3 separate regions of the Mus musculus genome follow, and all the other regions are linked to region 1. The links are chromatin loops, found by intact Hi-C in ENCODE. Cell type or tissue: left cerebral cortex. All regions are shown on one strand. Links, peaks and the distances in the headings refer to the core of each region. The heading gives the core; the rest is flanking DNA. Region 1 has its middle 74 kb from the start of Gm40242. Region 2 has its middle 88 kb from the start of Gm40241. Region 3 has its middle 40 kb from the start of Rragc.

Region 1 (10,534 bases), core at 3,250-8,249:
GCATGACGTTGGGTACAGCTGGGATGTGCGGGAACGTAATTAGAGGGCTCCGTGACTGTTAAGGGCCCGTTGGATTCCAAGAGCTGGTGAGTCGGCTGTGATCTTTGGAATCCTCATTAGAAATTCTCTCCAGAGCCTGGGGCATATGCTTTTGCTCGTCTTTAATAATGGCAAATCTTCATGCTTTGAGGTTGGATTTGATTTCGGGGAAACAACCACAAGAGGCATTTGGAGCCCAGCCTGGTGGAAGAACAAGCTGGAAAATGTGCTTCTGGTTTAATGGGAGGTGTGACTGTAATTGGCACATGGGGATTGCCAAGTTCAGGTAGAAGCCAGAGCAGGCAGCCCCAGGGGGAGCGCCGAGTGACTTCGGGGAATGCCAGCTGGGTGCAGAAAGAGATTCTTCTGTCCCCAGCTTGGCATACAGACTTCCCCCATAGCCTGACCTGACTGTCTCTTCCCACAGCTCCATTTCCAGAATATTCTCATGCACTTGGAAGTTGGCAAGTGTAGGTTCCAATTAGAAGTAGGATCCGAGTAGGGAGGGACTCAATCTCTGTGTGATCTCTCTGGTACACTGAGACCCAAAGCCACTCAATGAGAATGCTCTCTACAGCTCAATTGCTGTATGTGGACAAGAAGGAGAAATGACCTTGCTTTCAGGATGGCAGAATCACGGACTTCACCCAGGGTCCGGTGCCTGAGAGCCTTAACATCCCATGAGCAGTAGGCACAAGGACAGAGGTGGGACCTCACAGGAATCCACACACATCTTCCTTCACCTTCTGCTTCTACCACCTGAGACTGTTACCTTATTCTAAACTGACTACCTGTATTCATGTCTCACATCTACACAACATTGGGCTCAATTTCTGGGTGGCTTCCTCACTGACTTCAAAGATACTTCTCTTTGGAGAGACAAGCTCCCCAAAGAAGGACTATTCTAAGCTGCAGTCATATAGTTTCCAAGGGTGGTGTCATGTTTGTTGGAGTGTTTGCGTCATGGGGTTTTGTTTGTTTTGGGTTTTTTGTTTTTGTTTGTTTGTTTGTTTGTTGAGACAGTTTCTCTGTGCAACAGTCCTGGCTGTCCTAGAACTCACTCTGTAGACCTCAAACTCACAAAGATCCACCTGCCTCTGCCTCTGCCTCTGCCTCTGCCTCTGCCTCTGCCTCTGCCTCTGCCTCTGCCTCTGCCTCTGCCTCTGCCTCTGCCTCTGCCTCTGCCTCTGCCTCTGCCTCTGCCTCTGCCTCTGCCTCTGCCTCTGCCTCTGCCTCTGCCTCTGCCTCTGCCTCTGCCTCTGCCTCTGCCTCTGCCTCTGCCTCTGCCTCTGCCTCTGCCTCTGCCTCTGCCTCTGCCTCTGCCTCTGCCTCTGCCTCCCAAGTGCTGGGATTAAAGGCGTGTGCTGCCATTGCCCGGCAGTCATTTTAACAGCATGTATGCAAAGGATGGTCCACCTGCTTCTCTCATTCTGAAAAGCAGAGAACCCACGGGCTCGGGCTCTGAAGAGTTGTAGTGTGGTGCATCCAAGGAAAAAGCTGACAGAGAGCTCACATCCCACGGACACCCTCTGCACCCTGAGATGATGTGTGCTTATCCATTCCTAACAGTCACAAATGCTCAGCTTACAGGGACGCATGTGTACAACTTCCTACCCATCCCAAGTAGCCTTGCATGTGATTGTCACAACTCTTCCAGAGCAAATGCCCCCAGTCACGTGCTCTTTCCTCGAGGCTTCTGGGGAACACCGAGACTCTGAGGACTGACTGAGGCCACTGAATAAATGCCTCTCTCCTGTTTTCAGCAGCATAGTGGAAGATAAAAAGAACAGCCATGGGGATGGCTTGGAAGGCAAGGCAAGCCTGGAAACTAGAGTTTGGTCCCTGAAACACGCATAAAGGTGGAAGGAGAGGACCAACTGCACAAAGCACACTGCCACATAAGCCATGGCCCATGTGCCCACACGTATATGCAGATTAAAGTAATAATAAATAACTTAAAATGTCACTCTTACAGTCCAGTGTGAGCCATGCAGTCTTGAGCAAGTCCTTTCTCCATGCCACACTTCCTATTTCTAGGAGGTGGACACCATAAAGAACCCTACTACACAAGTTCATAGAGAGGGCAGGATAACAAAGGAGTGTACTTTGCTCTGTGTATAAAGCCTGAAAAAGGATTTATCACCACAACCATTATAATTTCCAACTGAGGAGCAGGCACCTCAGCAACCCATCCAGACTAGAATGGGCCATGCAAACCCATCCTGGATAGGTCAGGGTATTTGTCCCTTGACACCTCTGGACCACATCTGGACCAGTCCCTCAGTCTCCAGCCTCAGGTGGTTCAGCACTTCTGATCCAGGAGATCTGAGATTTGTGCTAGCGGTGAAGCTGGTCAGTGAGGACCCAGAAATGGTCAGGCGATTCCCAAAAGAACTTTACATAATCAATGCCGCATCTATTACAAAACATCTATATGCAAAGATGACTCTTGCCCCAGCTGATGAAAAAGTGACTATTGGCAACTCCCTGACAAATGTTTCTGGGATGTGAGGACTTTGGGGAAGGTAAAGAAGACAACAGGGAAATGGTGACCCCTTCCACTTACGAGAGAAAGGTGAGTTGGTGGTCCAGGGACTAAGGGAAGTAGGCAGGGAGAATGAGGAACATCCCGGAAGAGTGCTCGCTTTAGAAAGCCTCCCCGGAAGGTGACATGAGGTCACGAGTGGCTGAAGGGACATGCACTTGAAAGATGTGTGGATTATACTGCAGAGGAGCCAATGGGCCTCCACACGCTATGGGCTTCCTGTAACTGCTTGAGAAACAAACAGTTCCAATAATACAGTCAGGACACGGAGAAGGGGTGGCGTGGGGTGGCTGATGCACAGACAGTGGCTGGAAAGACAGCAAGCAAAGCCTTCCTGGCTTCCTGTGATGAGAACTTTCCCAACTTCAGTGAGCTGGTGGGATTGGGAAGCAGGACGGGGCTTGGGGTGAATCTCACACACAGTAGGGTAGAGATGTGCTCTTGAGGCGGAGAACCCAGAGTCTCTCCTTGTAGGGGAGAGTGGAGGGTGGGGGTAGAAATTAGTGAGGGGGAGGCCAGGCTAATGTCTCGGGAAAGTCAGAGCAGTGGTTCTCAAGAGTGGGTGGGGCTAAGGATGGGTGCATCTGTACGTGCAAGAATTCTCTGACAAAGGTGTAGGTATGCAGATATTTGTCTAAGGAGAGGCACGATCACATCCTTCGTATTTCTAGGGTAGCAAGACATCAGACAAGTGTAATTAAAGGTCAGGGTACTAAGATCCCCGCTCCTTTCTAACCATGTGGCTTTGGATGAGTTACCAGTGTCCTTACATCTTATTGTTTTTCATCTGCAAAGGGGGACTAGTAATAAAGGATTGTAGATGACACAGGGCGGCAGAGTGTCTTGTGTATAGTAGACCCACACATTGGCTATTCTTAAACACACTGGTATAAAGATCATATTATTCTCTTGAAGATAAGGGAGCAGAGGGAAGTGTCTTTAGCATGTTCTTGGCACAGCAGCGTATAAGGGGCAGGTGGGCCCTTGGGGGTGGAACTGGAGCTGGGGTGCAGAGTCACAGGCTGGCTGGAAGGCAGGCCCGGGAGCCACTTGCCCTGCACCCTCCACCTGGCAGTTTGTATGCAGCGGGTGTTGTGAGAGTGTGTCCCCAAGAGGGGAGGGCTGCTCCATAAGACTGATTTGTTACTGCGGAACCTCATTAATCAAATCTTACCGGAGAGAGCCTCCTGCAGCTGCTGGCAGGTCAGCGTCGGGGAGATAAGTGATGTAGCCAGACCCAGCGAGGGGGAGAGATGAGGCGGTCATAAGTCTTGACGCTGGCAGGCTCTGAGGCAGGAGCTCTCAGCCTGGCGTCCTCAGAGCCTGGGGCAAATCTCCATCGGCGGGGCAACCTTCTTCCTCCCTAGGGATGCTCTGGAGAAATGGGAGCTGGGATAGGATGCAACTAAGAGGAGAACCCCAGAGAAACACTGGTGTTCCATAGATTAGCAAATGAGTAAAGATAACCCGATACTTAGGAGGTCTCTGGCCTCAGGGTCTCCCGCAGACACCCACAGGGTTTCCCAGCCACACCCTTGGTTGGTCCTGTGAACAATCCCATTGCCCAAGCAGTGGTTCCTCTTTGCTTCTGCTCAATGGGACAAATTACCTTGATGCTTTGAACCAGAGGATTTCCCGAGATAAATGCAGCATTAAGCATCCTGTGCGGCCTTCTTTCGTCCTCATGAGGAATTCTGGGATGTAGATACCATAGCATCTTACAGACCCAGAAACTGGGCTCGGCATCTAGGGGTGTGGCGGTCCAGGAATGGGCTCTTCATGGTTTTTCTGGTTTGGGGTGTTGGGGCAAGAGGCTATGCCAGAAGTCCTGAATGCAACTTAGGGCCTCTGTCTTGCTTGAAGCATTCCCCTTAGTTTAGTGATAACTTGGTTGTTTCCTTGAGCCAAAGGACCTGTTTCCGCTCTTTACCCAGGGCCAGTTCTTCCTGTTGTACCACAGGAGGAAGAAGCAGGAAACTGAGCAAGGGCTTGGTACCCGACTCCTAGGCTCCAACTGACCAGCTAGATGACTTTGAGTCTTCATTTCTCTGAACTCCTATTTGTTATAAAAGAGGGAGAGAGAGAGAGGAGGAAGGAAGGAAGAAGGAAGGAAGGAAGGAAGGAAGGAAGGAAGGAAGGAAGGAAGGAAGGAAGGAAGGGAGAGAGAGAGAGAGAGAGAGAGAGAGAGAGAGAGAGAGAGAGAGAGAGAGAGAGAGAGAAAGAAGTTGGATAGTGCTAGGCACATAGGAAGCCCTGGCTCTTCTCTGTAGGGACCCAGAGAAGAGTTTATCTACCTGGTCACTCCCAGTAGGAGCCTTGTGGTTCCACCTCTGCCTTTGGTGACCTGGGTCTCCTGCCTGCTGGCATTCTCTCCTCAGCAGACCTTGTTTTTTCAATATTCACTCTCTGTCCATCCTGGGCTTCTCTTCTCTGGCTCTTCGTGTTCCCGAGATCACAGGTCTTGATCAAATCTTGCAAAGCGATGGACGGAGCCCTTCGTTTCATCTATGAAACCCACAAAAGCCGAAACGATACTTTGAGAGATGGGCGGCTGGAGAGTCAGCTCTGAGGTCAAGAGTACTCACTGCTTTACAGATCAGGAGACGCACAGCTATCTGCAGCTCCAGTTCCAGATCTGACAGGCTTTGGCCTCCACAGCCACCCTTGCACACACGGTATGCAATGACTCGTGCACTTAAAACAAAAATAAATAAATAAAAATGTAGAACAAGAGGAGGAAAGGCTCCTTAGTGAGTCAGATAATATGGGCAGACAATACCTAGTATACTCCAGTCCCGCCCCCACGCACGCACGTACGCACACACACACATGTACTCGCTGTGCTTAGCAGCACGTTGCTTGTCTTAGAAACCTTAGCTCGTGGCGTCTTCGCAGCGTCATTATATTCCAGGTCCTTATTACAGGCCTGCTTTACAGTATTGGAAGCTTGTAGAGGTCATGTGACTTTCCCAAGGACACCCAGATATTGAGTGGCAGGACTGGGCTTCCCACCTGGTGACTGGCTCTGCCCTTAGCCCCAGGGGAGACACCCCAGCACAGACTAGGAGACCTGCTTTAGGAATTCAGAAAACATCACCCCCTTTCCTCCCACACAACATCGAAAAGGCCCCACTTTGCAGGGCTGGCTGGGCCCAAGTTCAGGAGTTATTAACTTCTTCGTACTTCTCTCTTTGCCTCGTTCTGGGGTAAAACTGCATTTGGTTTTTAAAATTCCCTTTTTATTTAGTCGCTGTGAATGTTAGGAACTGCCAGTACTGGGAGCTGAGATCCCATCCATATGCCAGGTTTTAAATAGCAGACGAGAAACAAGTTGACACAGGGAGACCAAACTCATCCCAAACATACAGCTACTGCGCCGCTCAGACACGAACCCCGTGCCCCCGCCCCGCCCCGCCTGCTCGCTCGCTCGCCCTGTCTTCCCACTTCAAATGCTGGCCCAAGTCATCTCTCTTGTTTCAGAAACAGCACAATCTCCATCTGCTGCTTTGCATGTGTGAAGCCGTGAGCGGTGGCCCCGGCTCCCAAAGGTGTTTGTTTGGACTGGTGGTTTGCCTCAGGCTGTGGGAGTGACCATCCACCACTGACCGTCCCTTCAGTCCCTTCCACCTCATGAAGTCACAGGTCCTCCATGGCTACAGCGACTTAGCTTCATGCACTGAAAACACACTGGGGTGGACATTGTGTTTGCCAAAAGAGGCTCCTTGACCTTGGGTAGGAACTAAAGATGTTGCTCTCATCCTGGATATCTGTTTTTGCCTATGCAAAGTCATTGTAGCAGATGGAGCAGAGCACAATGGTCGAGGCCCTGGACCTAGCCTGAGCTGTCTGGCCTAAGGACCTATGAACAAGCCCTATCTGAACCTCAGTTTCTTTTCCTGTAAAATGGGGTTTCTCAGTAATGCCTGCTTTGTAGAGTGCATTGTCTTGAGGGTTAAGAACCCAATATTGCACTAAACACTGGGGCTAGCATTTGGTAAGTGGCAATGAATACCAGTTGGGGTCACCACAGCCTGGGACTGCCTGCCTCCAGAAATCCCGGGGTGGAGTCCTGTGTCTATGCATGTAGGTCACCAGCCCCGACTTTGGTACTTGCTTCGAGCCCTCATTACTGGAGTAGACCTATTCCACTGGGAACTCAGCACACCTTTCCATCTTCAACCACCCCGTTTTTTTCTTTAGCCTGAGCCCACAGGGCCTGTCTGGGCTACAGGGAGGGGGGCAGGGTTGATCTATGGGTTGGATAACCTGCCTGGGGAAAGGGAGGGGGCCTCTGACCCAGGGGTAAATCACGGACTTCCCCCAGGGCCCGTCAGTTTCCCAGGAAAGGAGCCCGGGGCATTTGTTATCTCAATGTTTCCCCTGAGGGGCTGACCACATGATTCATTTCACTCACACTAATTGGATGTAAATTAGATGAGAAATCAGTAATTTGTCCATAGATTTGTCATTCCGGTGGTGGCTTCCCAGCTTTCCAGGCAGAGGGAGGCCCTGGCCGCACAGGCGCCCCCCAGCTGTATGGAAGGAAGAAGACGCCTTCCTTGGGGGTGAGGGGTGAGGAATGGGGGAAAGATGGGGTAGCCTTCCCGAAGCGAGCCCTAGCTTTGCACTGCTTTAAAAGGATAGAGAGGAGGAGGAGCAGGGAGAGAGGAAGAAAGCAGGAGCAATGATGTGGGGGGAGAGAGAGAATCTGCTGGGGTGGGGGGACCTTTCAGGTAAGGTTGTTTAGTGTCAATAGGAGAAAGGATTACTGCCACCTCCTCCAGCAACAATATGCTAATCAACCCCCTGGGCCCACTCCGGGGCTGGGAAGCTGGGCAGCTAGCTGCCTCAGTCTGTCTCTGGAGCCTGATGGCTTCTGATTTAATGAGGGGGAGGGCATAGAACAGGCCCTGGCTCTTGGGAGTGGAATCAGACCATGCCACACAGGTCAGGGAAGCGTACAAGGGGTGGATCTGTCTGGACGACCGGCATGCAGAAGAATAGCAGCATCCTGGGCCCCCCAACACCCCCCTCAGCATTGCTCTAGGGTGGGCAGGAGCAGCAGAGCATGCTCCATTTATTAGAGAGACAGGCAGAGTCCCCTGAGAAAGGACAGAAATGCAAATATTTTTAAAGGAAATTTGAGGGCCGCAACCAGGGTATAAAGGAAACAGTGAGAGAGCAGGGGAGAAATGGGGGTCATTGTCCAAAGATGCCTTTGAAGGACTTGATACTAAGTTTGCACACACACACTTGGGAGGTGGGGGGTGTGCTAGGGTTCCCACCACCCCTCTAGAAAGGTTTCAGAGAAAGAACTCCTAAGGGTGGGCTTTACTTGGCCAGAGAACTGAAACACAGTGGTCGAGAGGGTCCGAGGGGTTGGGATTTTGAGTTTGAAAAGATTCAAAAGGGGGTCAATGAGATGGCTCAGCATGTGAAGGTGCTTGCCGCCAAGCCTGAAAACCTTATTGTACCCAGGTCTCACATAGTGGAAGGAGAGAATCGGTTCAGATGCTGCCCTCTGCCCTCTATATGAGCTCTCTGGCATCAGCGTGCACATTCTCTCTCTCTCTCTCTCTCTCTCTCTCTCTGAGTCTCTCTCTGTCTCTCTCTCTCTCTGTCTCTTTCTCTCTCTCTCTCTGAGTCTCTCTCTCACACAGAGACAGACAGAGATAGACACAGAGACAAAGACAGAGCAAGGATACATAAATGTAAAAATACTTTTTAAAGAAAAGACTTCGAGCCATGTGCTCTTTCATTCATTTAACTGCACACATGTTTCTTAGGTTTTACCTTTTGCCCAGCTTGGTGGAGGGCAAGCCAAAAGACTCAGCTCCTTAAGCTCCGGAGCAGCCACTAATCAAATCATTGTCCACATAGTGTGATGATAAGCTATGCCGAGGGCCAGTTGTGATCAGAGCATGGGGTTTCGACAGTCGCTGAGAGAGGAACTGGGTGCTGGCTGGCCTGGGAGGTCCTGGGGAATAACGCTAAGAACTGATTCAATGACAAGAGTCAAGTCGTCTCACAGGGAGAAGCACAGACCACTGTGCACCTGTGCATGACGCAGGCAACCGAGTATCTGAGCATGCGTGTCTGTGCCTGAGGGTTTGTCTTCCCGCAAGTCAGAGTGTGAGTGTGTGTGTGGGGGGGGGGGTGTGCCAGGGGAACAGGCAGGGAAAGGCTGTGTTCTTCTCACAATGTTGTGGGGTACATTCAAAGGATCTGAAATTCAGGTCTACCTCTATGCGTCATGTCCCTAGCCGGAAAAAGAGAAAGGAATTCTTTGGTTTCGTGAGCAACTTTTCCATGATCTGTGTCTCTTTCTTGAGCTTCTGTGGATGAGAGCACCTGGCTCAGTGAGCCTCCACCAGGACTTCTCTTTCCCAAGCCTACCTTCCAGCCTGCCTTCTTTGCTCGATGCCTCATTTGTACTGAGTGCTGCAAGAAATTTAGATTTCTCTCTCTGTCTCTCTGTCTCTGTGTGTGTGTGTGTGTGTTGAACTGAGATCATCAGGCATGCAGCATGGGCCTTTACCCACTGACTGGCTATCTCACCAGACTCACTGAGTGCTTTTTTAAGTGCATCTATTCCAGTTTCTTTTCTTTTGCTATGATAAAACACTGTGACCAAAAGCAGCTTTGGGAGTTAAGCGTTTGTTTGGTTTGTACTTCCAGGTCACAGTTCACCATGAGAAGTCAGGACAGAAGCTTGAAACAGAAACCATGGAAGTTGTTTGTTGAATCATTCTCTACCTGGCTCCTAGGCTCATACTCAACTGGCTTTCGAATATAGCCCAGGACCAACTGCCTAGGGAAAGTACCACCCACTGTGGACTGACCCTTCCTACCTCAGTTAGCAACCAAAACAATGCCCCACAGGCCTACCTGAAGTAGGCAGTTCTTCAACTAAGATTCCCTTTTTCAAGGTGATTCAAGTTGACAATAAAAATCTACCCAGCACATCTTCCAATCTGTTATGTTATTTGGTGGGTATTTGTTATCCCATTTTACAGATGGGAGGACGGGAGCTCAAGGGTCAAGTGACTTGTCGAAGATCAATGTCAACAAGAACAGAGAAGCTTGCTCCGGACTCAGAACTTGCCTTTCCCACACCTGCTTTTAACCTAAACCCCACACATTCCCTCCCCCCACTCCTGTTTCCCCCCTCCCTTCTCTCTCTTCCCCTTTCTCACTCTCCCTGGCTTCTACAAACATTGACAAGTTCACGATGAACGAGAGGCCTAGTTATTCACATAACACTGTGCCTTCCTGCTTTGCACAAATGTGGTTTCATAACAAGGATCTGATTCATGCTCAACTTTTGAGGACACCTATATCCGCATCCCGTTGCCAGCTCCTCGCAAATGTTAAGGTGCTGAGGGAGAATCATCGACATTTTAATGTTGGAAGCGCGTGCCTCAATCCACACAGGCAAACTGAGACCCTATGGGGAAAGGAAGCTTGGGAAGGACAGGCTGAATCACCAGTGGAGACAAAAAAATACAAAATTAAAAAACCAGACAGGGCCCCTTTGACTGTGTTCCAGCCAGTATTCCATTGAGGAATCCGGGTGTCCTTCTAAAAGGCACCCAGGAGAACATGGCAAGAGAATGCCCCACATTGATGAGGAACCCATGATCCCTAGGGGCAAAGGCACCGCCAACCATTCTAGAAGGTCTAATTTAATTGCCAGGTTTTAGGCTGCATGGTAAGTTCTCTTTGTTGATATGAAGAGACCTCATTCCTAGCTATTATGGAAGATACACCTATATTCAAGGGCACTGTTGCTCTATCTCAGAGGATAGGGAAGAGAGAGCCTGGGAGAGGCAGATATTGGCTGGCAGCAAGATATGCCTGCCTGCCTGCCTACCCTGTGACCACACTGCTGGTAGCCAAGGCTAGAAGAGCAGCTGCTGTCTGATGCTCTTCAGTATCCCTGCTCAGATG
Region 2 (10,534 bases), core at 2,819-7,818, 57 kb before region 1:
CCTTAAACCATGGCCCCAATAAAAGAGCCTTGCTCCCTTGAGTTGCTTTTGTAGGAATGTTTCTTTACAAACATTGTATCAGTAGCGTGCCGTGCAGGTGTATGGTTGTGGGTAGGAACATGTGCATGCAAGTGTCTGAGGAGGTCAGAAGAGGGTGTCAGATACCCCTGGAGCGGGAGTCACATGTGGCTGCGAGCTGCTTAGTATGAGTGCTGGGAACCACACTCCAACCTTCTGCAAGAGCAGCAAGTGCTCTCAGTCCGTGACTCATCCTCTAATCCTTTGTCAGAATTATTATTATTATTATTATTATTATTATTATTATTATTATTATTATTTTAATTGAAGCAGCACAAAAACAGACTGAGACAGTGCCTAGCTCCAGACTTCTCAACTTACCAGTTGGACCTAAAACCATCAACCTTCCTCCTCCCCCTGACTCCCCATGGCTCCATTTCCTTTGCAGAGGCATGGTGGGAGTGGTGGGAGCTGAGGTCATCGACTCTGGTTTTGGTCCTAAGCTAGGGACCACCCTGTGTGAACCAGCTCCCTCCCTCCTCCTCTTGAGTCTGATGCCTGTGGTAGAATTTTGTGGCTTCTGCTGGCCCTGCTCCATGATTCTGCCACCTCCAAGGCCCTCCATCAGTGTTTGCTAAGCGGTGAATGAATGGATGGATCCCGAGGACAGGGTGACGGCGAAGCACTCCAACATTTATCTTGAATCTCGGAAATGTAAGAAAAATTGGCCCATCTGTTTCTATATTATATCAGGATAGCAAGAAGCCACAGAACTTAACTGCAGGCAGCTCAATCATGTGTGACAATCTGGGAGAGAAGCAGGATGTGTGTGTGTGTGTGTGTGTCTGTGTGTGTGTGTGTGTGTGTGTGTCTGCACATGAGCAAGAGTTGCATGTATGATCACATATGTATAAGACATATGTGGCCAAGTATGTTGCTGGATGAGAATGCCCTTGCTTTGTGACCATATCTAAGTGAGCTGGTATTTTCAGGAGCGTGTATTTATGCACATCCATGTGCCCTTGCATTCAGGGCAGCAGGAACTTTGCTTGTCACCATGTGCCTATACCCATACTGTATGAACCCTGTGAGAAATCTCTTTCTTTCTTTCTTTCTTTCTTTCTTTCTTTCTTTCTTTCTTTCTTTCTTTCTTTCTTTCTTTCTTTCTTTCTTTCTTTCTTTCAATCAAATTCTTGCTGTCCATATATATTGAAAAACTGTCCCTCCTCACTCATTCAGACTCATCTGGGCTGAGCCAGTATGAATTCATCAGACCCCCAGGAGTACTTAAGAAGGTAGCCACCGTTTCCAGTCCTGGCTGGCGTGTGGTGCTTGTAGCCGTACCTCCTACCCTAAAAGGACAGCGCTTCCTCAACAAGCACCTTCCTATTGAGGTCTTTACAGCAACAGAGAGACCCTGCGTTTTCACGCTTGGACATGCTCAGGACATGGCACTGACCATAAGCTCAGCATGTCAAAACATGGCTCCTGCGACAGAACTAAACTATGGATTTCATTTCATTTCAACAAATTAAAAGTAAAATGTAGAGCTGGAGAGATGGCTCAGTCAGTCGAAGTGCCTGCTCCCAGAGCACAGGGACCTGAGTTTGAGTCTCCAGGAGCCATGTGAGAAGCCAGGAGTGATGGTGCATATATGTGATCACAGCACTGCGGAGCCAGGCTCAGGTGATTCCATGGGGATCTACGCCCAGCTAGGCTAGCTCAATCGATCAGTACCGAGCTCAGTGGGTGCCCTATCTCAAAACCACTAATAAATAGGTTGAAGAGTGATGAAGAAGCCACCTGATGTTGATTTTCCCACTCCGCAGGTACATGCATGCACACACACACAGCTACTTGTATACATGTACACACATATGGGTATTCATGAGCATGGCACACACACACACACACACACACACACACACACACACACACACACACGCAAATCTATACAGGGCTGGTGGATGTGATATTGAGCTGTTTTCATCTGGAACCTGCATTCCCCGCCTTCCTTTCCCTCCTGCATTCTCAAATCCCAGCCTGGTGCCTGACACTGGGAGGCTGTGAGCCGAACACCAGCTCTCGGAAGGCAAGCAGCCAGGGTGGGTCTTCAGGGACTCACGCTAATGAATAGAATAATAGAGATTGATACAATAAGTGAAAAAATAAATATTGTCTGTAGATAAATGAGTGCTTCTGAAATGTTGGAGAAATATCTTCCCTAAAGAGTTACATAATGTCTTTATAGAGGAGTTTATCTTAAGAGTTTATTAAAATTGCCTCTCTCTCTCTCTCCCCCTCCCCCTCTCTCTGCATTAGAAGGGGGCTTAGCATTTCCTGGCTTATTCCTAAGGCACACCATTCTCTTTCACCAGTGGATCCCCACTGGAGTTGAGCCATCTAGGATCTGTGCCCCCTCCTGCATGGTTCATGTCTCACCCTAAGTGAGTGGCTTTTGGCGATCGGTCTCTGAGAAGAGCCCAAGCCTTGGTGAGGTGACTCCCATAGCGTGGGTTGCAGGGACAACACAGACACCAGTTTCTCTGAAGAGTCTCTAGCATCCAGGAAGCTCTAGGAAGCTATTAATCATTGATATTAACATTAGTATTTAAACAATCATTTCCTCTGGTTAGAATCTGATGGCTGGCCAGTCAGTCAAGAGGAAATTCTTTTAAAAAGCTATTATCGATGACTTCATTTTTTTCCCCACTTTTAATAAGAAATTGTAAAGTCAAGACACAAGATGCTTTATACATAACTCAAACCCGAAAAGGTTTATGAACTGATGACTTCTGTATTTGTTTTTTTTAAAAACCACGGCTTCCTTTATTGAATGGAAGACCAGCGGGTAAAGTAGACAGAAATGGGGCTGCCAGGCCCCAGGGAAGACAAGCTCAATAGCCCTCTCTGCCATGCTGCTCTCGGACTCCGTGTCACCTATATCCTCTTCAATTCCTCCTCCCAGGGGAGCAGGTGACACATGCCCTTCATTTCTTAGTCACCCAAACTGTGCTGAGAACGCTGGTGGATCGCACTCAACGCACTCCCTCCTTCCCTGTCTGCGGCTTCCTTCTCTGTCTAACTTGTGATAGCCTAAGTTCTGGCTGGGGAGTTATCCCTGAAGCGTCTTCACCCGGGAGACCCTTGTGTCTCCCATTTGTGTCCCAGGAGACCCTTGTGTCTCCCATTTGTGTCCCAGGAGACCCTTGTGTCTCCCATCCCTCCTCCCAGAGCGTCTGAGCACCAAGAACATGGCTAGGCACTGCCTTTTTTTCTGCAGTTGACTGCAAGTCTAGGCATGTGGTAGACACTCAATAAATACTTGCAGAAGGAGTGGTTTTCAGAGCAAAGAGGAAAAGGTGTGGAGCCGGGAGGCGTGGCCAAAGACTCTGGGCAAAGCTCTACCGAACCTCTCAGAGCTTCGGTTTCCTCATCGGTAAAGTAGGTGTCCTCCCCAGTTTACACTGATGAAGACAGATTAATTACGATGTTCTTGATCGAGTCTGAAGGGATATGTGTGTGTGAAGACTGTTGTCATAATCGAGTGTGTGGCCCAAGTGAGCCTCTGGGCTCCCTTCTGGTGCTGAGCAACGGGGATGGATTCATTTGTAGAAAATATTTGCTAATTATTGTCTGGTTTGAATAATTATCTGGAGACCCTGGAAACAGCCCTTACCGCGGATCAAACTGTCACATCTGCAGCCGACCTTTAAGTAATCGGAGTGGGGGTAATTACAAAGGGCTGGTGTCTCTCTAAATATAGCTGTTCCCCAGCTAAAGGTCAACTCAAGGGAGCACAGTTTGATAATTGCAAGCAATTTGATAATGAATTGGGGCAAACACTCCCAGGGGTGCAGTCAGAGCTTTCCTGTTAAAAAAGACGAGGATGTGGGCAACTCGATGGGGAGGTCTTGGATTTCGGAGTCCTACTGGAAAACATCAAAAGTTCTGAGAATAAAGTGGTAACCACCCTGGCAAGGTGCTAAGCTTTGTAGATGGGTTGTGGGAGTGTATCCCTCACCCCAGGGTCATGGGCTGGAACCCTGGTCTTCAGAGTGTCTGTGTGGAGAGGGGTGGGGTCTATAACAGAGGAGGCCTCAGGGTAATTAAGCCACTGGGCACATTGCCTCAGAAGGGATTAACGCTGCTCTCATAGAGTTAGTTCCTGTGAAAATGGGGCTTATAAGAGCAAAGACTCCCCATGCGTGTGGCCTTTCCTGCATGTGTCTGTTTCCCTTCTCACTTCCTTCATGTTGTGACACCACCAAAGGGGTCTTCACTGGAGGTCAAACTGATGAGGCCAGTCAACCTTGGATATGCAGTATCTAAAATATTAGTTAAATAAACCCATTTTCTCTATAAAGTACCCCCAGGCAACAGGAAATGGATTAATTCCGATGGTAGCTATGGTGGTTCTTATGTTGGGATGAGTGTGTGTGTGTGTGTGTGTGTGTGTGTGTGTGTGTGTGTGTGCGCGTGTTGGGGGCTATATTCTCCATTACTAGGTTCTCAGAACCCTAAACTATGAGAGTCTTCACTGGTCTACTGTTGGTTTCCAAGCTGCCTGTCTCGGATCCACAGAGGAAATTTCTATCCTTTGGCTAAGACCACTGAACACAAACTTCAACAGATAAAGCTCAAAGGAGGACTTGGGTGTGACTCTTGGTCCAGTCCGGAGTCTCCGTGGGAGAGTCTGGACACTTCCTTCCTTGGGCTCAGTCTCCTTGTCTTATTGGTTTCCTCACGGAAACTGTGGTGCTTATGAGTTACTGTCCACACGCTCATAGCTAGAGCCAGTAAGGGAGCACACCTGAGTCACTTGGCAAACCTCAAAGAGTCAGTAAAGTCTTCAGATGGAGACGCTTGTGACAAACCATCCTTCTCTCTCCTTAGCTCCACTCTAAGCGCTGCCGGAGTGGGGCCCCGACATTTCCTGCAGCCCCCTTTTCTCTGCCCCCAACCAGTATTCACGATGAGAACTTTTGGAGGGAGATGGCCTGAAATGAAAAGAGAATAGGGAGATGAAGTTTAAGATGAGTGAGTGGGGGCAGGGAGATGGCACAGTGGTTGCGTGCTTGCCGCTCTTGCAATAGGACCCCAGTTCAGTTCCCAGCACCCACACTGGGAAGCGCAAAACCTCCTGTAACTTCAGCTCCAGGGGATCTGACACCTCTGGCTTCTGAAGGCGCCTGCACTCATGTACACAAACCCTCAAAGACATTCATGCATGTCTATAATCTAAAATGCAATAAAATCTTAAAAAATAAGGGTGATTGCCAAGCAAGATATGAGGCTTGGGAGTCAAGTCTCTCTTCCCTGTACTAAATTTATTGTTCTACTTTCTCTCATAGTCTGTGTCATCCCCAGTCTATAACTTCTGTCCAGAATAAAAAAATATCCCCCCACTGTGCCTGGAGTTTCAAAATCCTATCACTTACAGTACTTAGAAAAAGCCTTTCCCTTCCTTCTGGCTTAGCAGGATGCTCAGTAAGGATGAATGGCAATATTCTACTTGCCAGCAGGTGTCGCCACTGAGTACTCAGTGAGTTCAGGCATTCAACAGCTCAGGATTGCAACTGCCCGGTTTCCCATTAGGCATAGGTCCAACGGTGGACAAAGCAGCCTTCTGGGGCAAAGACTAAACACAAAGACTGTATGGCGTGCTGTCAGGCAGAGGTGAACACTATGAAGAGAGGACGGAAGCTGAGTGGAGGGTCAGGGCACTTTTAGACAGGGGAGTGTGAAAGATCTTAAGGCCATAGGGGATAAATGAGTAAGGCACGTTACCTGAAATTATTGGCTTTCTTTTTATCACAGAATTGAGGTTTTGCTTCTGAACGCTTATCTCATAGAGTTTGAGGGGTAGACACCAACTTCGTTCTTTAGGACGTTCTACCCACAAGGAAGAGCTGTTGTTCTGCATCCCTAAGCACGAGGAGAGAGATGGGGCTCTCTGCTAGGTCTTCCCAGATGCTCGCTGGCTTTCTGTTATTTCTGGGTCATACTAGACACGTGGACATCTCATGGCTCGTTCTTGGTTCCATTTGCTTGGGCATCTTCGTTCAGAGGGGCTGATAAAAATGAGTCTGCCCTGCTGTCTTCTGCCTTTCTGTTTTCTTGCCCTTAGCAAGGTGGAGGTAGGATTTCTCTGTCAACCTCCAGTGAGTGGGCTAGGAGTTCTGTCAGCCTAGACCCTTGTCAAGACCAGAGAACACTGCTTCCCTAAAGGCTTGCTGAGGCTCTTGCAACACAGAGGCAGGGAAATCTGCTGGCCATTTCTAGTTTTGCCTGACCCAAGCAAGCCCCTGAAGACCATAAACAAAATGCTGGCTCGCTCATAGTAGGGTGGGTGGTGAGGAGGGAAACCTGGGTGAAAAACCAATTTTGATAGATCTGTGCATTAAACATCACCCCTGCTTACCTGCTCAGCACACTCCCACCGTACACCCTACTTCTGCACATCTCCCAACTCTGTGGAGAACCCGTTGGGCACAGGGGCACCTGATGCCTATGTATTTGTACCCACCCACATGTTCAAACCCACGTTTGCCTCCTCCAGGGGAAGTGTGGTTTCTTCCTCTGAGTGTGGAGAGTAATTAAGTAGCTAGTTTTTCTTTCCACCCTAAGTGAACAGCAAAGGCTGCCAGGCAAGAGGCAAGAGGCAAGAGGAAGCATTCCGTTAGCTCCCAGCTGGCTCGGAAACACTTGTCTAAAAATACAGAGAAGAAGGAGTGTGAAGGGGTGTGTAGGAGGGTTGTCCCCACAGTCAGGACAACTGGGGCCATCATGGAATACATGCCCAAAATCTCTGTGCCCAGCGCTTCTTTTAACACAAGCTCTCTCCCACCCAGACGTTCCCAGCAAACTTTTCACGAATATGGGCAATCTTTCCCCGAAAGCCTTTGAAATGAAAAAAACAAAACAAAACAAAAACAAAGGAAGCTGTGTGATGGAGGCAGGGCATCAGAATACGGAGTGCCAGGCAGGCTGGACCAATTTGCTGTCTTCCCACCCTTGGCTCTCTGTGGTGGTCTCTTGACAGTTTGACTGGGAGGTGGGGGTGGGGGTGGGGAGAGGGCGGTGCCTGTGGGGCCTGGTGTGTCTGACATGCAATTAGGGCTCATTCGCCAGCTGACCGGTCAGCCTTCCCCTGTCCGGCTGCTTGGTAGTCAGTCATAGCTCCAAGTATAGAGGATGCTAATTGGACACCAAAGCCCAGACAGCTTCCCATCTGCCTGGCCTGGCCTTGCCCAGGGTCCAGCTTTCTTTCCTGCCCCTAGCTCTAATCTTAACTTGTTTTCTCTGGCACAGTACTCTAAAGTAGAAATGCTTAAAAAGCCCCTGAGAGAGCAGAGGCAAGGTCGTGGTTGGGAGTTAAGGAGTTGGGATTGGATATTGAGAGAGGAGAAGCCAAGAGATCATGGGATCATGTTGGTCCCAGCACTGAAGTGGGAGGTGAAGGCCCTTCTTTGCCTGACACTGCTCTCTTTAAGAGGAGGCAAAGCCCTTGGAGAGAGAACTTGCCACTCTGATCCTCAAACCCTGATGTACAAATTGTTCTGTTTTCTCCTAGGATGGTTGTGTTAGCAATTTCAGGGAGGTCACAGGGTCACAGTGAGTTAATACATGTGTCCTCTGGAGGGAAGCGGGCCCCCTTTCCCCAGACAGACAGCACGGGAAATGTCTGCACGTCCAGCGTCAGCATGGAGCTCCACCGCCTTGTCTCATGTGTACAAGGCTAGCCTGGATAATCCTAGAATGTTCCGATAATACTGGGTGCTCCAAAGAGTCCTGCAGATCTGGCTCTTCACTTCCTCTCTGGATTGGTGTCACCTATGCAGGTTCTTTTCTTGTGACTCTTCAGTTCCTGCAGTGCTCACGATGACTTCTAGTTCTCTGCCCCACTGGGATAAACTCAATGAGATAACTTGGGCCATGGAACACAGGCAGTAGTGACTGACTCCCAGTTTGGAATTGAGATTCAACTTATTTCTCAACTTATTTCTGTTATACCCAGTGAGGTGCTTTGAATATGCTTGGCCCATGGGAAGTGGCACTGTTAGGAGGTGTGGCCTTTTCTGAGAGGTGTGGCCTTATTGGAGGATGTATGCTACTGTGTAGGCGGGATTTAAAAGTGTCCTTCTGTCTGCCTTTGCAACAAGCTGTAGATCAGCTCCTTCTCCAGCACCATATCTGCCTGGACGCTGCCGTGCTTCCTGCCATGATGGTAATGAACTGAACCTCTGGAACTATATACCAGCCTCAAGTAAATGTTGTCCTTTATAAAAGTTGCCTTGGCTATGGTGTCTCTTCACAGCAATGAGACCCTAACTCAGACACCTAGCATGGGTTATAGACTATGCATGTTCCTGGCAGTCATGTGCTCTTAGTAAGAAACCCAAAATGAGCCAGGGAGGAAACCTGAGTCAAGGGGCTCAGACTGAGCCATCACAGCCCATGTAAACGCACTCTATATCATCCAAACCTAGATAGACCCATGGTTGAAAGAGTTTGAGAATGAGTGTGTGTTGTGGAGACAGAGACAGAGACCGAAAGGAAGGAAAAGAAGGAAGAAGAGGAGGAGGGAGAGAAGGAGGAAGAGGAGGAAGAAGAGGAGGAAGAGTAAAAGGAGGAGAAGGAGGAAGAGGAGAAGGAAGAAGAGGAGGAGGAGGAAGGGGAGGAGGAGGAAGAGGAGGAGGAAGAGGAGGAGGGGGAGGAGGAAGAGGAGGAGGAAGAGAAGGAGGAGGAAGAGGAAGAAGAGGAGGAGGAGGAAGAGGAGGAGGAAGAGGAGGAGGAGGAGGAGGAGGAGGAAGAGGAGGAGGAGGAAGAGGAGGAGGGGGAGGGGGAGGAGGAAGAGGAGGAGGAGGAAGAGGAGGAAGAGGAAAAGGAGGAGGAGGAAGGGGAGGAAGAAGAAGAGGAAGAGGAGAAGAGGAGAAGGAAGAAGAGGAGGAGGAAGAGGAGGAGGAAGAGGAGAAGGAAGAAGAGGAGGAGGAAGAAGAGGAGGAAGAGGAGGAGGAAGAGGAGGAGGGGGAGGAGGAAGAGGAGGAAAAGGAGGAGGAATAAGGAGAGTATTTTAGGAACTCTAAGAGAGGGATGTGGATGAGCACCTCTGGGTGTCCTGAAGACAAACTCCATAGAGAAACCATCACAACCTCACAGCAAGTACAGTATGGGGCGGGCCCCCATCTCACAGCAGGCCAGACACTGGCTGCTTTTCTCAGGTCAACCCAACCTCCAGAGGAGCCACACAACTCCAGAACGAGGCTGGAGAAATGAGCCGGAGCTGTTTTCAGAGCTGGGGGAAGAGTGCAGTGCGGGGAGTGGACGTAGCTATTTCTAGGGTAACATGCAGTGAAGTCTGTCAAGATGTAGCCAGGCAGAAGGAAAGACTCCAGCATGCCAAGGACATCCAGGATGGTTTTGGAATAGTTAAGACCCAAGTTGATTTGGAAGCCGGGGCAGCAGCTATATACACACTGCTGAGATAGATACAGGGAAGACTCTGGAATGAAGAAAGCGTTTCCTAATCAGTTTAAGCGAGTGCGAGCGACAGATGACTCCTCCCCAGGAGTCCGTGGTGCAGGGAGAATGGCTGTAATTGCAAGCACTTGGCAGGGAAATCAGGCGCCTGCCTCTAGTCCCTTAGGCTGCCTTCCCTGGGGACCCCAGTTCAGAGACCTTCCTATAGAGACTTGGCTCCCTGAGCTGAGACCAGCTGACCCTGTGCAGATGTTGACCACAGACTGTTTGCATATATTGTGGATTTTGGTTACGGGTTCCCTAATTGGCTGGTTTGTCATTTAAAATATTATGTACAGGGATTAGGATGTGTGTGGAATTTTGATTCCAGTTGTGTATGTGTGTGCGTGCGTGCACACACACACACACACTCAGGGGCAAGTCTTGTTCCAGGGAAATCTGCAAGATGTGCCATACATGGGGATCTCTCCAACATTCTAGGAGTGCCGGTGTCAGAGAGATTCATAGCAACTGAGTAGTCCTAGCTCGGCCACCAGTGTCAAAGGGGCATGGAGCAAATGTTATCAATGGATGGAGTGTCAGTTTCATTCTCTGTGAAATGGGGACAATAGGCACCTGTCTTGAAGACATGTGTGAGGAGCTAGTAGCATAATGCAGGTAGCAGCTTAGTCCCAAACCTGGCACATAAAATACAGTAGGAGCTATTAACATGACTTTTGTGTGTATATAAACATGTGTGTTAAGGCTACGGGACAACCTCAGGTGTTGTTCCTCTTATGCCACCTAAAATTAAAAAAAAATTTTTTTAACCTGGTCTCTCAGTAGCTGAGACCTCACCAAGTAAGCTACACTGGCCATCCCCGTGAACTCCAGGAATTCCACTCTCTCTGCGTCTTGAATTCTGGGATTCCAAGTGAGTACCACATGCCCGGCATTTCCCCCACAGGTTCTGGGGAATCCAACCTGGATCCTCATCTAGCTCCCCAGTCCTTAACATTATTTTAGTAAGTGCAGAGTACTTCCTGTGTATCTC
Region 3 (10,534 bases), core at 3,286-8,285, 240 kb before region 1:
CTTTTCTCTTTCCTATGTCCCCTTTCCCTTGCATCTTGTGGTCCTCCCCCCCCCCCCGCCCCCCAGGGTGCAGATGCTAGCCTGGCTCCTTGTGCCCTGAGCATGTGGCTAGAGGAGGAAGCAGCGGGTTGCCCCTCCCCTCTAAGCTGGGAAGTCCCAGAGAAGGAGAGGTTTCGGTTTGTGGGCTCCTTTGCCAGATGGTATTTGATACGAATATTGATGTTAATGGCGTTTGGATAATGACAGTGTCTGTGGCAAGGGCTTTATTACCATTACGAGCAGCACAGACCTGGGGGGAGTCATTCCGTTTAGTTACCTGTGTGTGTGTGTGTGTGTGTGTGTGTGTGTGTGTGTTGCCAGTGTTTAGCAGACAATTACTGGGAGGTGGTATTCTAGGGAACTTGGGTGACTCCTGGTTTCTCAGGTCCTGAAGTCAGCCCCTACGGTGGAGCTGGGTGCCTTGGAGGGGCGTGATAGCAGAGGTTACCCACTTTCCTTTTGTGCACAGATGGATCACCCAAGCCTTTCCCAGCATTCCCGCTCTTGGAGGGTGAACTATTGCAACCTCTCTCCATAACCAGATACATCAAAACCCTACCTTTTACACTTCTGGGGGTGGGGGGTTTCAGATTCTTCCTATTAAAAATGAATAATAAAATCCTCCGCTTTCATCTTAATGGGGTTGGTAGGAGGTGCTTAGCTTTTTATAGCTACCTAGCTGATTGAAAAAGGCAGACGAAGCTATCACAAAATTAAGGAAGAGGTCATCGTTAGAAGACCAGAGACTGCAGTCTTCTAAAAGCATTTCTGGTCTTAATTCAAAGCTCCTCTCTGGAGTGCTTTGGGAAGCAGGCCCGTGGGTTTCCTTTGCTGAACCAAAGCTTTGGCAAGGTGGGCACCATGTGGCAGGCTCCTCTTGGAGTCCTGCGGAAGGATTGGTCCCTTCAGAGCAGAGATGACACTTTCAAGACAGATTGTCTGGCCGATGGTTAGGCTGGTTTTCCTACATCCTGCAAAAGTCTGGCCCTTGTGAGAAATGAATGGACGAATGAATGGGACCTCAGGTGGTTTTGGAGTCTTGTCAAATGGCTTCAGAGACAGAGCTGGTGGTTGCTATGAACCAAACACTCCTGGGATCTTAGCTATCCAGAGACATGGGCAATCAGGAGGCTGGGCAGAACTTCTGGAAATAGCTTTGAAATGGATTGTTGTGTGTGCTCCTGTTGCGGATGGCCTGGCCCTGAGTCAGAATACAAAACAGAGCGATGCTCTTTTACTCCTTTCAGACTAATGATTTTGTCCTTTCTCTCTCTCCTCCCCACTTTATTTCTTCATCTATAACATCTGCAAGAGGGCAGCCAGACTAATAAAACTGCACTAAGCTTGACTAATGCCAGCCATTGATCCGAGGGTGGGACCCGATTAATCAATGGGATTTTAGCAGTGTTTGCTTCTCCCAAGGGACACGAGGCCCAGAGACAGCTCTTGCCAGTGTGGAGGGAAGATCTGTGAGGAGTTCTGGGAGGAGGCAAGAGATGAGTGCCCGCCTCCCCAGGAGCAGTCTTTGTGACCTTTTCAGAAATGCTTCTGGGGTGTTGTTTGTTTGGGGGTACTCACTTGCTCTACCTATGGATGCCACTGAAGGATTTGCTGGGCTCTGGGCACAGGTGTTTAGAACAGAGAAAACCTCTCTAGAGACACAAGGCACTTTTCACATAGCTAAAGGCCTGGGAATATCATCTCCTCTACTTTCCCTTGCAGTAGTATACTAGGGGAAACTGAGGCTGACAGAGGGAAAGATCATGCAATGAGTTAGTAAGACTATCCAAAATCATCTTTCTACTTCCCCTGTATGTTTAAGGCTGAACTGAATCAGAAATTGCCACAGCCAACAAAAGTTCAACACAAGTGATTTAGAGAATTTAGCAGAGTGTGGATGCCCAGACTAAAGAGTTTGGTTTGAGAAAATTTAAATATATATATATTTAAAGAAAGACTGGGCATGGTGGCTTATACCCTTAATTTGAGCACTTGAGAGGCAGAGGCAAGTAGATCCCTGCTAATGAGCTACATTTCCCATCCTTTAGACCAGTGTTGGTACTCAGCATCCCATAAGCTAGGAGTGGCTCATGCCTGTAATCCTAGCACTCAGGAGGCACAGGAGTCTAGGGTAATCCTTGGCTGTACCTGGAATTTGAGGCCCACGAACATGCCACCTTGTCTCAAAACAAAACATGGGATACACACATGCATGTAGGCAAACATTCAAATACATACAAATGAATAAGTCTCTTTTTCTTAATTGAGCATTATTTGGAGCATGGTGGCACATGCCTTTACTCCCTGCACTTCAGAGGAAGGGGTGGCTTTCTGAGTTCAAGTCCAGCCTGGTCTACATACTGAGGTCTAGACAGCTACAGCTACATAGTGAGACCCTGTCTCAAACGAAAAACTTGAGCATTTCTGCCTTACAAAAGTCCTGCTGTGAGCTAAACCTTGATGTGACATTTTGCTGTTTGTTTTTTGTTTTGTATTGGTTTGGGGGACAGAATTCAGGGCTTTGCCAGTGCTAGGTGATGACCCTGAATGACCAGAGTCTCCAGCTCTGCTGATGGCCATTTCTTTACTTGTCTTCATAATTTTATACCTAAATAGCTTGCTTGCTGTGTTTAAACTTTATATAAATAGAACCACGCTGTTTATGTGTGCTTTTCTGTTTGTCTCTTTGACTCAGCAGTGCACAGATTATCCATGCTCTGGATAGCTGGACTTGATTCATTTTCTTTGCTATTATATTCTTCTTTTCCTTTGCATAGACTGTTTTGTGTGTGTGTGTGTGTGTTTAGTGCATCCGTGGCATAGCATATGTGGAAGTCAGAGTACACCCTTGGGTATTAGTCCTCACTGTCTACCTGGTCTGAGGTGGATCTTCTGTTATCTTGCTGTTTGAACCAGGGTAGCTGGTGCACACACCCCCCTAGGAGTCTTCTCTCTCCCTTTCCTATCTTTCAAGTGGAGCACTGGAGGTATAGGTCCTTGGCGATGCTTGCCTTTGTGGGGCTTCTGGGATAGCAACTGAGAGGCTCCCGCTTGGGAGACGAGTGCTTTACCTGCTGAGCCATGTCGCCAGCCCATACAAATTATTATTTGTTTTTAAAAAGAACTATTAGAATCCTGCCACAGGAGCTGAGGTATGATTCTTTTTTTTTTTTAATATTTTTTATTACGTATTTTCCTCAATTACATTTCCAATGCTATCCCAAAAGCCCCCCATACCCTTCCCCCCCAATTCCCTACCCACCCATTCCCATTTTTTTGGCCCTGGCGTCCCCCTGTACTGGGGCATATAAAGTTTGTGTGTCCAAAGGGCCTCTCTTTCCAGTGATGGCCGACTAGGCCATCTTTTGTTTCATATGCAGCTAGAGTCAAGAGCTCCGGGGTACTGGTTAATTTATAATGTTGTTCCACCTATAGGGTTGCAGATCCCTTTAGCTCCTTGGGTTCTTTCTCTAGTTCCTCCATTGGGGGCCCTGTGATCCATCCAATAGCTGACTGTGACTGAGGTATGATTCTTGAGACAGCACAACTTACAGGGTGAGTGTTGGATGTCTCAAAGAGTTGGGTTTTTTGTTTGTTTTGTTTTTTGTTTGTTTTTAAAAGAAACCCCTGTGGTCCTGACTTTTTGTTTTATTTTAAGCTTCAGAGACCTGATTCTTTCATGAAATCCCTCAAGACACCCACCTATTTGAGGAATACATGCCTGGGCTAGGATCCACATCTCCGTGACGGAGGACAGGAATGGGTTCGTAACAGGACTCTGTGATTTGCAAGGAGGCCTGGCCTAGGCTATGAGTCCCCTATGGACTGCAATTGTTTCATCTATCTGACGATATCCCCTGGGATCAGAATCTAGTCTGTATGTAGATCAATATGCTTTCCAACGAACGGAGGAGTAAAGCTCTCTGTATTGGCTTCTCTAGGACACACATTTCCTCAATAGTGTGATGTATGGATTTACTAGTGACCATGAACTGTTTCCTTGGTAATATGGAGGTTCACCACGTGTGACTCTCCAAACCACATGGAGGGCGCATGCTTATAATCATGGCACTTCAAGACTTAGGGGGATTGTGAGTGGATTCCGGGCCAGCCTGGACTGCATCTTCTATCAAGAAGATGTCTCCATCAGGAGACAGGGGTCTTGGCCATTTTGTCATTTGGATCTTACATTCAAAAGCACGTTAGAAGAAGGGTCTGTGTTAACCAGAGACTTGCCATTTTCCATGAAATCATGTCAAAGAAGTCTGGGGAAGAGAAGTTTGCTAACACAAGCAAAGTCATCCGTGTGCCTCTGTGGAGCGTGCCCTAGCCTTAGCACCCACGCCTCTGCAGATGGCTCCGAGCCTGGGGCTGCCTGCTCTGAGTACCTTGTGCTGAATGGGGAGGGGGAAATGAAGCCATCTTTGCTGTTCCTGTCAGCCGGGCTGGCTGGACTACAGTCTTCTGGCCTCTTTCTTTACCCCCTGGCCCTCAGCTTATCTAGCACACCCTGTCACCGGGCAGCCCAGTGGCAGCCGCAGATGCGAATTTGTGCTCCCCGAATGGCTTTCAAGCATTTATTCACTTATTTAAAGCTCACCATTTAAAGAAATGCCTTAGCACAGGTAGGGCAGCCAACACTTACAGAGAGGTCGGTGAAGGTTCCCAGAGTCCTCATGGAACCAAGCCAGAAGGAAAAGACCAAGTAGGGGAAGCCCTTGCTGAGCCTAAGGAGGCGCCGCGGGGAGGCCCGCCTTCCTGGAAAGCCAGGCTTGGAATTGTCTTCAAAAGCTGCAACGCAGCCCCCGGAGTTTGAGCAGGAATAAATCATTAGCATTTTATTTACAGTTCTGGGTTTACAATTCCTAGAAAATGATCCTGCTGTTCAGAGCGGATCTCTGCTTTCCGGGCTTCCACTGCATCTCCTTCCATCTTCCTTGTTTGGGGGACCAGATTGGCTCTTTGCTTGGATAAGAGTGTGGGACAATGGTCTGGAGAAGGAGGGGGCAACGACCGTGAGTCCCGCATTTTCCGACACTCGAATGAAGAGGTTCTATCCAGTTGGTTTACCAGGAAGTGAGGCTTAATCCAGAGAGGGTTGTTGGATGAGATCACACAGATCGAGCTGAATTTTGATCCCTGAGTCCTGCCTTCCAAATGAGCCAAGCGGGCGCAGACCCGGGAGCCTAGGGCTTTGGGCCGGACTCGAGTCCCCGACCCCACCCGCTGCGCCCGCTAGATGGCAGCCTCGGTCTCCGCCCGGGATTAGCCCGGGCGCGGTGACTGCACTAGCCAGTCTGGCTGGAGGCCCTGAGGATGGCTTCGTAGGAGGAGGCATTGGCACCCAAGACCTGGCTTGCAGGATGGCCAATAGAAGGGAGAGGCTGGCAGCTGTCTTGCAGCTAGGATAGATCATCGTCTTGGAGAGCTGTCCTAGGTGATCAGCTTGGGAAGTGACAGACGCAAGGACAGGGAGAGAGGGTGCCTTAGATCCAGGCTGACAGACAGGGGACTCTACTCCAGCAGGCTGACCCACTGCAGTTAGATTTAGTCCCTGTCTATGGTTGACACTTCCCAGTCATCTCAATTGCTTTTAGATTTGAGTGTTCGGTATTTCACATTATCCTGGCCTTCCTCTGAGCCAAAACGATGCCCCTCACAGGATCCACAATGCCCAATCCACAGCTACACCTTTGGATAGACAGAGATTGGAGCATCTCTGAGGCCACTGAGACTTGGGGTCCTGGGCCCAGCTACAACGGAAACAGACTGTGTATGCAGGGAACTCGGTGTTGTAGGAACCATGATCCTCCTAAGGAGGGAGAGAGTGGGACCCAGGGAGTTGGTTCTGTCCCTGGAGTGCATGACTTCATGAGTTCAATTTATTGATCTCGTTCTGTTAGGTTCAAAGTCTTACGGTCTCTGACTTCAAGGGCATTGCTGTTCCAGATCCACCTCCTGGTTGGATAAGATCCAAATAGTTCCCCTGGCTTCCTCTTCAGCCCAGTTCTCTGGCAGGAGGCAACTTTTCCCTTCTAAGAGAAGTAGGACTCAGCCTGGCCCTGGCTTCATCTACCTGCTGTCTTAGGTGGCAACAACAGAATTGTGATTCAGGTCCTGGACTTTGTCCTTGAACCCTGGAAGTGGGGATGTTCAGGTCTAGAGGGAAAAAAAGCTTGCTTTTGCTACAGTGGTTGGAATTTTCCAGAACTCTTGCTACTTCAGAACCTACTGGAAAGACTTTTCCACTTTATTATTTTTTAATTAAAAAATCTGCATTATTATTTATGTTGTGTACACAAGCTCTCGTGGACTCAGGTCGCCTCTCCCACTCACTGGTTTCCCTACTTTAAATCCCAAAGTCCTTCAAGAGTTTACTCACCTGAAGCTTTGATCCCAGGGTGTGTGGACCATTAGGCCTCAGGAGCAGAGTTGGGTGTCTGGGAACATGGGTGTCCTTGGGTAGGGGAGGGTCCCCAGGCCACATTTCCCCCTACAGGTCAAGCTAGAGGAGGCCAGCCGGGAAATGGAACTAGGAATGTCCCCTGATCTTCTCAGTCACCCTAAGGAAAACGGTCTGGCCTGCTGCTCAGCACAGGGAACTGTGGGAATTGCTATCCACCACATGGCCCTTGGTTAACATCACAATTTCCACGATAGAGCTGCTCTCTAATGGAGCCTGTCAACTCAGCTTAGGCCTCAGTGGCTCAGAGCACGCTGCCTGCAGCCCCAGGATGGGGGGTCCAAAGCATTAGCCCTGCCCAGTGCACTGCAGAATGTGAAGGGGATCCAGCACCTCTCAGGCCTGCCACCAGCTTATTTGGTAATGACTCCACACTGTCCCACAGTCGCCCAGCAGACAGGGTTGGGTGTTATAGAAGAGAGTCTTCCCAGGGGCCCCAGCACGGGTGCTGACCCTAGAGAGCTCTATCTTCTTCCTTGCTCACCAGGAGGCCCCTTTGACATCACTTAAGAATCTAAAGCAACTGTCCTTATTATCAACTTCAGGGGCTGTTAAGGAAATGGAGAAACTTGTGTCTGCAGTGTCAATCCTGAAAAGGGGGCGGGGTAGCTCCACTTCTGTTTCTCTGCACCACTGCCTAGGCTCTCCCCCAGCCTGCTGGGGCGAGATGCAGGAGGGGGATGACAGAGTTCCCATCCCTACCACTGCTGCCTCTCCAAGTGATGGATGGCTGTCTGCTCAGGCAGGGGAGTACCTGCCTACACAGCTCCCTCTATGGGTTCTCAGCCTCCCACACCCTGAGCTGGGGATTCTGCAAACAACGTTGGCCCTAAGTGCCAGGGAGTGTGTGGCTCAGGGCCATTTATGTCAGTTAGTCATCTGAGGTAGTGAGACCGTCCCTTTGGCTTTTATCCGATCCTGTGCTGGTCTTTACCCCTCTCTGTCTCTGGCTATGGGTTCTTCTTGAGTGTTTTTGTTTGACATAGTTTCACTGTCTAGGCTGACTTTGAACTTGGGTTAATTCTGCCTCAGTCTCTCAAGTGATGGGGTTACAGAGGTGCTCCAGCTCTTGAGTTCTTTACCACAAAGCCAAGGAGTCTTTTGTTCTCTACTCCTGGAGGCTCAGGAGACACCAGGACTCACTTGGGGTTTCTTAGGCTTCACTGGATAGAGAACAAACAGGCCACCCTGGGAGGAGACAGTGATGGAGGTTAGCACTGGACCAGCTTTTCCCTTAAGGGGAGCACACTGTAAAGTTCCATTAGTTCTAGTTTATTAGTTAATTGCAGGAATTGGATTCTATTTTGTCTTTCTTTTCTCCCTGAAATATTCTTAGTGAGTTAAAAAAAAAGATTTATTTATTTTATGCATATGAGTACACTGTCGCTGTCTTCAGACACACCAGAAGAGGGCATACGATCCCATTACAGATGGTTATGAGCCACCATGTGGTTGCTGATTTTTGAACTCAGGACCTCTGGAAGAGCAGTCAGTGCTCTTAACCACTGAGCCATCTTTCCAGGCCTTAGTGAATTTTTTTTATAGCTGGGAATTCTGAAATCAAAGCTTAGGGGCAGGGCCTGAGGACTATGGCGTGGAGTTGGGGCAGGAAGTGCCTCCTTTGGGAAAGGGATTTTGTTTTGCAGCGTGGCTCCGCGTTGTTCTAACAGAGGATCAGGGTTCAGTTCCCAGCACCCAGTCTTGTAGCTCACAATCATCCATAATCCTAGCTCCAGGGCACCCAACAGGCACATGTGGTACACATACATACATGCATACACATAAAGCGAAACAAATAAACAAATAATTAAAAGATAATAAAACATTCTACTTGCATTTCTTGGGCGCCTCACACATGCCAGAGACTGTGTTTTATGTCCCTTCATTTGTCTTCAGAGTGCCCCTATAGCACAGGTGTTGCTGATGTTCCCATTTCACAGAGGTGGAGACTGAGGGTCAGGTTGGCTCCTTAGCACTGTTAAGGTAATACAGCTGAAAAGGCACAGAGGCAGAAGTTAGCCCAAGTCCTCTGATTTCAAAGCTTTGGATATCAGCGCTTGGCTCTATGGCCACCAGAACCTGCTGTCATCCTGGGGCAAAAGCACGTGTCTGTGTTTGCAAGAGTTTCATAAATATTTGGTTTTGCTTCCTCCTTTCTCCCATCAAACAGAGAAAAATGGGAATGACAATATAACAGCAACAACCACCACCACTGCAGCAGCAGCAACAACAACAACAACAACAACAACAACAACAATGTAAGCCTCCGACTCCTCTGTGGGTCAGGCAGATCTGATAGGTTCCACCACTGGCTTCTGGAGGGAGCTATCACCTCACCCTGGGAGGACTTATGTGTAACTATCACCAATGCTTCAAGATTTCACACATTCACCACTAAGTCACCTGAGTGTCTCCCATAGGCTATCTCGACTGTTCTCAGTGTGACCTAGCTGGAGCTGGACAAATCTTAAGGCCTCCTCCCTTAGCACCCTCAAATGCTAGCCTTTCATCTCTGTGAGGACAGAGGGACCGCACCTTGGTGACTGAGCCCTGTGTGGGCTGCTCAGCTGAGCCAGCTGGGAGTTGGCCCAGAGCCATGGAGTGTGAGAAACTTTCAAATTTCAAAACCGCCCTGGGCCAATTTAATAAACTTCTGCCACCTCTATCCTCTCCACAGTTTTGAATTCTCAAATATTCACACACACGAGCACACCCCCATCTAAGATGTGCACAGAGAATGGAAGAATTTTGGAATGTTAATAATGCAGAATTTTACAGCCTAGCAAGGTGAATTCTCAAGGGGTAATGGTTAACATCTGCTTTCTCTTTTCCCAAGATAACAATGACGAAACCAATCCACACAGCAAGCGGGAGGGCAAGAGATAGGCCTCCCACCCCTCTGAAAGGGGCTAAGTTGTCCCCAGATCCAGCACTGGGAACAATAACCTTATCACTTGCATGTAGTAAGGTCCGCAGTACGGGGGGCGGGGGGGGGGGACGACACAAGCCACAGTCAGTTTCTCAGGGCACACCTTCCATGCTGCGAACAAGACCCTTTTCTTCCAGGGGGTCTAAAAGATGGCAAGAATCACTCTGCTTCTCCCTGTGCGACAATTCTTAGCAATCAGCATCAGAGTCGTGTTCCTGACGTGTCCTTTTCCAGCCACCCCCAGAAGCCGCAGGGTGCTTGTGTCAGAAGACAGCAAAGTCAGAGCTCCCTCTCCATTCTGGATACAGGCTCTGGAGCGCCTGGGGCTCTGAGCATGCCCTCTCTGCGGCTTTCTCTGCCTCCATAAACACAAGTGAGCCTCAGAAACCTCCGAACCTAGGTCAAGATCCAGACCTAGGGACAACTATCCTGATCCAGTGAGCAGGTTGCTGAGGACACAAAGTAGCTGGAGAAAGGAGTCCGTGGTTTAGAGCAATCAAGCTGGGATCCCAAAGCTCACATCTGGCAGCTCACAACCTCCTGAAATTTCGGATCCAGGCCCTCTGACGCCCTCTTCTGTCCTCTGTGGGCACACACACGTATGTACAAATAAAAAATAAAAATTTAAATTTAAAAAGTATCTAGAGCCCACGCTTGTTTTCTGATAGTTGTTTTACTCCCTTGTCCCCACCTCCTAGAGATGGAGGTGTCTGGCTATGTAGCCTAGGCTAGCCTCAAACTATGAGGCACAGGATAGCTTTGAATTTGAAATACTCCTCCGGCTTCAGTCGCCTACGTGCTGGGATTGCAGCTGTGAACCACCGCATCCAGCTCATTTTATCTCTTTTGAGCTTCTCGTTTTGTTGGAGAGAAAAATTCAGTGCCTTGGAACCAGTTGACTCGGAACATAATTTCTCAGCTGGTTCTTGCCCTCTGGGCTCACTTGAGGAGATGGTCTAGTCCTGGAGCATTACAGACATCCCTTTTCAGGGACTCTCCGGGTCAGTTTTATCAGTTTAAAAAAAAATGACCCAGAAGTTATTTTTAAAAATGAAGGGTGCCAACCTTGTGTTTGCAGCTATGCGGGGATTTTTTTTTCTTTT

Evidence for each region. Hi-C counts contacts between places; a loop is a spot of excess contacts. Peaks named below come from ENCODE experiments on the same cell type or tissue, not always from the same donor. Only the 100,000 strongest peaks of a DNase experiment are listed, where the experiment ranks them.
Region 2: it touches region 1 in a loop (6-fold over the local background); 5 of 42 quality-filtered maps call a loop at or near these places.
Region 3: a loop joins it to region 1, with 3 times the contacts of the local background. A loop is called at or near these places in 5 of 42 quality-filtered maps.

The regions. Positions count from the first base shown.
Region 1 is chr4:124,193,162-124,203,695 of GRCm38, forward strand. No RefSeq gene overlaps it. Among named protein-coding and RNA genes, the nearest start is that of Gm40242, 74 kb to the right of the region's middle. In left cerebral cortex, for the core only: no CTCF peak of the experiment used is centred there; DNase peaks (open chromatin) are centred at 5,439 and 5,841.
Region 2 is chr4:124,136,704-124,147,237 of GRCm38, forward strand. No RefSeq gene overlaps it. Among named protein-coding and RNA genes, the nearest start is that of Gm40241, 88 kb to the left of the region's middle. In left cerebral cortex, for the core only: a CTCF peak has its summit at 5,541 (motif pointing right); DNase peaks (open chromatin) are centred at 5,548 and 6,749.
Region 3 is chr4:123,952,094-123,962,627 of GRCm38, forward strand. No RefSeq gene overlaps it. Among named protein-coding and RNA genes, the nearest start is that of Rragc, 40 kb to the left of the region's middle. In left cerebral cortex, for the core only: CTCF peaks have their summits at 5,284 (motif pointing right) and 7,293; DNase peaks (open chromatin) are centred at 5,337 and 7,254; H3K4me3 peaks cover 244 bases.